Linked DNA regions of Homo sapiens: region 2 is linked to region 1. A link is an interaction called in ENCODE POLR2A ChIA-PET data of the cell type or tissue named here. Cell type or tissue: IMR-90. All regions are shown on one strand. Each heading gives the region's core, and the rest is flanking DNA. Links, peaks and the distances in the headings are about the cores only. Region 1 overlaps LINC02015 (long intergenic non-protein coding RNA 2015). Region 2 overlaps LINC02015 (long intergenic non-protein coding RNA 2015).

What was found. ChIA-PET counts read pairs that join two places held together with the same protein. Peaks named below come from ENCODE experiments on the same cell type or tissue, not always from the same donor. Only the 100,000 strongest peaks of a DNase experiment are listed, where the experiment ranks them.
Region 2: POLR2A ChIA-PET joins it to region 1 with 13 read pairs; 4 of 35 experiments call an interaction of 5 or more read pairs at or near these places.

Annotation. Positions count from the first base shown.
Region 1 is chr3:177,817,739-177,820,658 of GRCh38, reverse strand. All of the region lies in intron 1 of LINC02015 (long intergenic non-protein coding RNA 2015), which reads right to left. Among named protein-coding and RNA genes, the nearest start is that of LINC02015, 2.3 kb to the right of the region's middle. In IMR-90, for the core only: no CTCF peak of the experiment used is centred there; no DNase peak of the experiment used is centred there.
Region 2 is chr3:177,885,402-177,888,321 of GRCh38, reverse strand. All of the region lies in intron 1 of LINC02015 (long intergenic non-protein coding RNA 2015), which reads right to left. Among named protein-coding and RNA genes, the nearest start is that of LINC02015, 70 kb to the right of the region's middle. In IMR-90, for the core only: no CTCF peak of the experiment used is centred there; no DNase peak of the experiment used is centred there.

The DNA.
Region 1 (2,920 bases), core at 303-2,802:
AGAAAAACTATGGAGCAAAATATGTATCCTAAGAAAAGGGAGAAAACAGTGTCTTTCTTCTGAGGTTTCTCTTTTTTTCTAAATTTGGCATTCAAGGTGAAGAATATTAATATAAACTACCAATGAAAGAAGAGAAAATTTTCCTCAAGTACTATTTGTATGGAGACTAGTCTGGCATTAACCATTGCTATCACCATGTAGAATAACAGATCTGTTAGAATGAAACTTCTAACCATACTGTTATACTCAGGTAGTGTACTGGAAAAGCAAGAACCATACATTACGGCTCCAAGAAAAATAGAAACAAATTAATGCTGGAAAAATATGTGTAAAAACCCACAAGTTTGAATAATCTTCTAAAATTGTTTTAGGTTTTATAAAGACTTTATCTCTGTCTCAGGGCCCAGCTACAGTAAACTGACAGTTAACTGCTTAAAAAGAAAGTACATCTTGAAACGTTCATAACTTTTCATTTATAACAAAGGCAGAAAAACAATCACATTTATAAGAAGATATTTTTTCTTTTTATATCCTACTCTGAAGCAAAATTCTGACACAACTAGCAGAAGGTACTTTAAGACTCCAATGTGACACATTAAATGTGGACATCCAATGCAAGATTAACTCAGTTGAGTATCTGGGAGAACTTTGTGGTTTTTGTTTGTTTGTTTGTTTGTTTGTTTTACGAAGTCCCTCCACTGAAATACTGTGTCTTTGCAAAAGCCTTTTCATGATCCAAGTTTTAATTTAATGTGATATTATCCAGGAAGCAGTTTCAGTAATAGGTTTGTGTTCACATGGACAACCTGGTTTGGCTTAGACGTTTGTCATAGAGTATGTGGTAGATCTCTATCCATTGGAAGCATGCTTTTACTTGGATTAGAAACCTACATAGGATATTTGGTGAATAGTATTGGTGCTTACCTGACATTCATTGCCTCTTCTTTCTTTTTTTAATAGAATCTAATTTTGTCCACATATCCATCTTTCCTTCTCATAGTCATGAACCTCAACTCCAGGGGTAGTCTCATTGGAATATAGATTTACTCGTTGGTCTCTATTTCCCTTGCAGTAATTAATTCAGGAATGGACATGTGATCTAACTGTGGACAATGAGACAGGGGGAGAGGCTGTCAGAAAAATTTGAGAAAAAGAGAGAAGCGGCCAGGTGCAGTGGCTCATGCCTGTAATCCCAGCACTTTGGAAGGCCAAGGCGGGAGGATCACTTGAGGTCAGGAGTTCAAGACCAGGCTGGCCAATATGGTGAAACCCCGTCTCTACTAAAATACAAAAAATTAGCCAGGCGTGGCGGCATGTTCCTGTAATCCCAGCTACTTGGGAGGCTGAGGCAGGAGAATTGCTTGAACCCAGTGGGTGGAGGTTGCAGTGAGCTGAGATTGCACCACTGCACTCCAGCCTGGGCGACAGAGAGAGATTCCTTCTCAAAAAAAAAAAAAAAAAAAAAGAGTGAGAGAGAGAAAGAGAAGCCTGAGAAGTGACTCTTTCTTCTCCTGGGTATTATTGCCCATAAGTATACTGCTTAGATCTGGCATAGCCTTCTTGCTACCATTCTAAAGAGGAAACTAGCTCAAAAGATAGCAGAGTGAAGAAATATTTTGTGTAAAAACCTAAATGTCATTGAGTCACAGTATCAACCAGCCATGAGATTCACCCTACGTGAGTCTTAGCTATGGGAGAAGTTACTATTGTCATTTTAGATACTTGGCCTCTGGGATTCTATTCTTTGCAGCCAGTAGCAGGCTAACCAATTTCTCTTGGCTTCCTTCAATTGTATCCACCTTCCTGGCTTAGGCCTTTCAGAAGAAGACAGAGTCCTAAGCCAATGTGTTTACCCTTGATTTTAACTTGAAACTTTCTGCCATTAACATGGGGAACAAGATAAATTTATAGAAATAAAAATAATATGATTTAACAATACCAAAACATTAATATCTGAAATGTATCTTGGAGGGATTGCTTCATGTGCCTGGCAGTGTTGTCAGCGTCAGGCTGCCGAGTAGAGATGTGAACGACAAAGCATTTAAATGATCTGTGTTGTCATTTTTGCAACACGAGCTCACACAGATGATGGTCGATTTAATAAATCAAATTGGACAAAAAAAAATTCAGTCTCTCTCCACAACCTTTCTCAAAACTACCGTCAGAGTTTTCTTCTCCCCTCAACGACCTCTTGGGCAGATCCACGACTTTCTGTTTACTTTCAAGTACTATAGAACTTATTTTCAGGAATCAAAAAACTCTAACCCAATCAGATACCAAAACTTCAATTTATTCTTGAAATCAATGTTTTTCCTCCCCAGCTCAAGTGCATTTGTGTCTTTCTTTGTTGTCAAATGCCCTGTGTAGGACAGATGTTCCAAGAAGTCTTTTTCATGAAGTACCTCTGTTAATTCTTTGGAGACCCTTTCAGGGACTCATACATTTAACATTTCCTGATGCATTCAAAACACTCTCTCGTTAATCTTTTGTAAGAACCTTGACTCCTGTACCAGAAGGTGCTTGGGATTCCTTCATTCCAGCATGCACCCCTCTTGCTGTGAAATGGTGGGAGGCCCTTCAAATAACTTGCACTAACTTGCACAGTGCTACTTGTCCTGCAGGAAAATGAACACATCCTCCCCCATCATGTTCTCAAACTTCAAGCACTGCTGCCTTTTGGCCTCACTCTGTCATGCTGCGCATCTTCAGCCACCTCATACCTGTGATTTCTCCTGCAGAGTCAGGCACCAGGCCCTGTGCTGCCCACATTCAAGCACTGCCTGGCTAAACACTGAAGCCATTAACCACATGTGTCCATTGAACACTTGAAATGTGCCAGTCCAAATTGAGATCTCAAAGCTTTAGTATTAAAACACACACACACACACACACACACGCACACACAGAGCAAGATGTCTCA
Region 2 (2,920 bases), core at 257-2,756, 68 kb before region 1:
ATGTGAGCTACTTTTTTTTTTTTTTTTTGAGACAGAGTCTCACTCTGTTGCCCAGGCTGGAGTGCAGTGGCGCCATCTTGGCTCACTGAAAGTTCCGCCTCCTGGGTTTGTGCCATTCTTCTGCCTCAGCCTCCCCAGTAGCTGGGACTACAGGCGCCTGCCAGCACGCCTGGCTAATTTTTTTTGTATTTTTAGTAGAGACGGGGTTTCACTGTGTTAGCCAGATGGTCTTGATCTCCTGACCTCGTGATCCGCCCACCTTGGCCTCCCAAAGTGCTGCGATTACAGGCGTGAGCCACCGCACCTGGCCTGTGTGAGCTACTTTTAAGCAATATAGATTGGATGTTATTTTAACAAAGACATAATCAACACCTCCCCAGTTCATGGTCCTGTTCTGGGAAATATTGAAAGACAGACCAAAAAAAGACATAGCAAGTGATCCTCATGGAGCTCACTGCCTAGATGGAGAGGCAGGAAGTCACTATCACAGTATAGTGGGGCAAGATCTATGAAAGAAGAATCACAAGAGGCTGTGGCACATGAGAGGGGGCCAAGAAAGCATCTCTACAGAGGTGAGGCCTGAACTGAGAATGAGAGGTTGAATAGGAAACAGCCTGGGAGCAAAAAGCGAGAACATTCAGGAGAGGAAATGAAAGCCCAGCAGAGTATCATAGGTTCAGGGGACAGGACGCAGTCTGGCCTGACTGTATGTACTGGGGACAGGGCTGCAAGAGGAAAAATGGTGAGAACTAAGGCAAGGCCAGGTCTTCACAAGCCTTAGATGGCCTGACAAAGAGAAACCTCAGAATTTCAACAGATGACATGATCTAATGTACTTTTTGAAGCATCTCTGTGGTGGCAGAGTGGAGGGTGAATTTGATGAGGGTGAGGGAGGAGGCAGGGATACATCCAGAAGAAAGTAATCCTCTCCATTCCAGGACTTGAATCGAAACAGTAAGAGTAGAGCTGGTGAAGAGGGAACACAGTTTAAAAGTATGTGTAGGCTAATGTGCCAGGCATTTAAAAAATAAGATGAATTTTTAAATTCAATCTCCATATAGAGAGAACACTTCATTTTCCTTTGGCATCTTTTGGTAATGCAATAGCTGGACTGTACATAAGAAACTTTAAGTTTTAACAGTAAATTCATCTTTTCATTTGATGGTGTTTTAATCGCAATAAAATCAACAGAAAGCTGGAAAGGAGAATGAAGGAGAATATTTGAGTTACCTAGGCTGACTTAATAAAGAAAACCCCTTTAGCTCTTTCATTCTTTGCTACAGAAAATATTAGAATGGCATTTTCAGTTGTTACCATTACATATCAGGGACATCCAACTTTTACTAGGCCTATCATTGAAAGCAAAATCTAGAAGTGGCAATGTTAGTTGCCTAGGGAAAGCTCCCAGAAGAGCCATGTCACTAAACCTACAGAGTATTTATGAGACATAAGTGCCAGCATTATATGGGATGCGGTTACTGAGTTGCAGCCCTGAAAAAGGAAGAATAAAATATTCTCCCCAACATAAAACACTAATTTGCTTTTTTGTCCTTAAAAGTTGCTCTTTGAATTCATCTCAAAAATGTGTCACAAAAACAGATTGTTTTTCCGGCTGACTTTTCTTGCCCAGATGTCACTAAATGTTCAAATGTTCACAGTTTTGCCGTGTACTGAGCAGAAGCTGTTTGGGCTTTTTTTTTTTTTTTTTTTTTTTTTTTTTTTGGTAGGTCCAGATTACTTTTTATTCCACATTTTACCAGGAGGAGCTGAAATACATTATAGTTTTCTTCTTAAATATGTAATCATACTGTTTTATATTTCCTTTCCAAAGTAGCATAGTAAAGGGATTATAACTGTTTTAAAGAACCGTTAATGAAGTTTTTCTTCTTCACCAAAGACTGTTTTCATGTCAAGGGTGTTACATATTTTTATCTGATTCAGAATAATCATAGTGAGTTAGTCTGCTTATCTTTTATGCAGACCAAAAGTCCCCTCTATACCCGTGTGTACATATGTGAGTGTGTATATGGGGGTAGGGAGGTGAAGGCTGGTGCAAGGAAAAACATAGTGATTTTAGAGTTCAAAATTATAGGAATACAAAGCCCTATATTAGGTAATTTCTTTGCCTTCCCATTAGGCTTCCTTTCTAATATTTCGAATGTAAAAGAATATAACTTATCCCCCTAAGCCCTAATATTTCACTACACTTTAAGGAAACATGTCTCAAATACTTGAGGCATGCCTACTGTGTTGCTACCATTTCCTCAAGGTAGGTACCAAATGTACCTACCATTTCCTCAAGGCCTTTATCATCTCAGGAGATAGTGTAGGCTATAGATATTTATAAAACAAGCCAAGCGGAAGACCCTGAGAGAAACAGAAAGACAGTTCTATTTCTCAGAACTGAGATTTCCTAATCTAAGGAGAGATTAGGAAGGGAGAGATCATGTTTATTTACAGGAATTGGGGAATTCCTCATGAAGGAACTGATTTTGAACTGACCTTGAGGATGAGTTAATGTTCTATTGATGGGAATCCAGACATTTCATAGGAAGGAAGTAGCTAAGACAAAGCCAAGGTGGCAGGAAAGAATGTGCTGTATTGAAAGTGCACCTAATAGGCACAATAAGCTGGAGCCTCATGTAAAGGTGAGCAGGACAAGCTTCGGGAAGGGAAAGCTGGGCGAGAGCGTGAAGTTCTTTACAAATATCCAAGTCAGAAGGACACATCTGAGTTAGAAATAGAGATCCACTGAAAGATTTGAGTAAGAAAATGACTATCATACCTCTAGTTAAGAAAAATGTATCTGGCAGTTATGTATTTGAAGGAAATGGAGAGGGAAGACAGTGGATACATTAGGAGGTAGGGAAATTAGGAAGCTGTCTCTTTAGAAAGGAAGTACTGAGTAGGACCTAAAGAG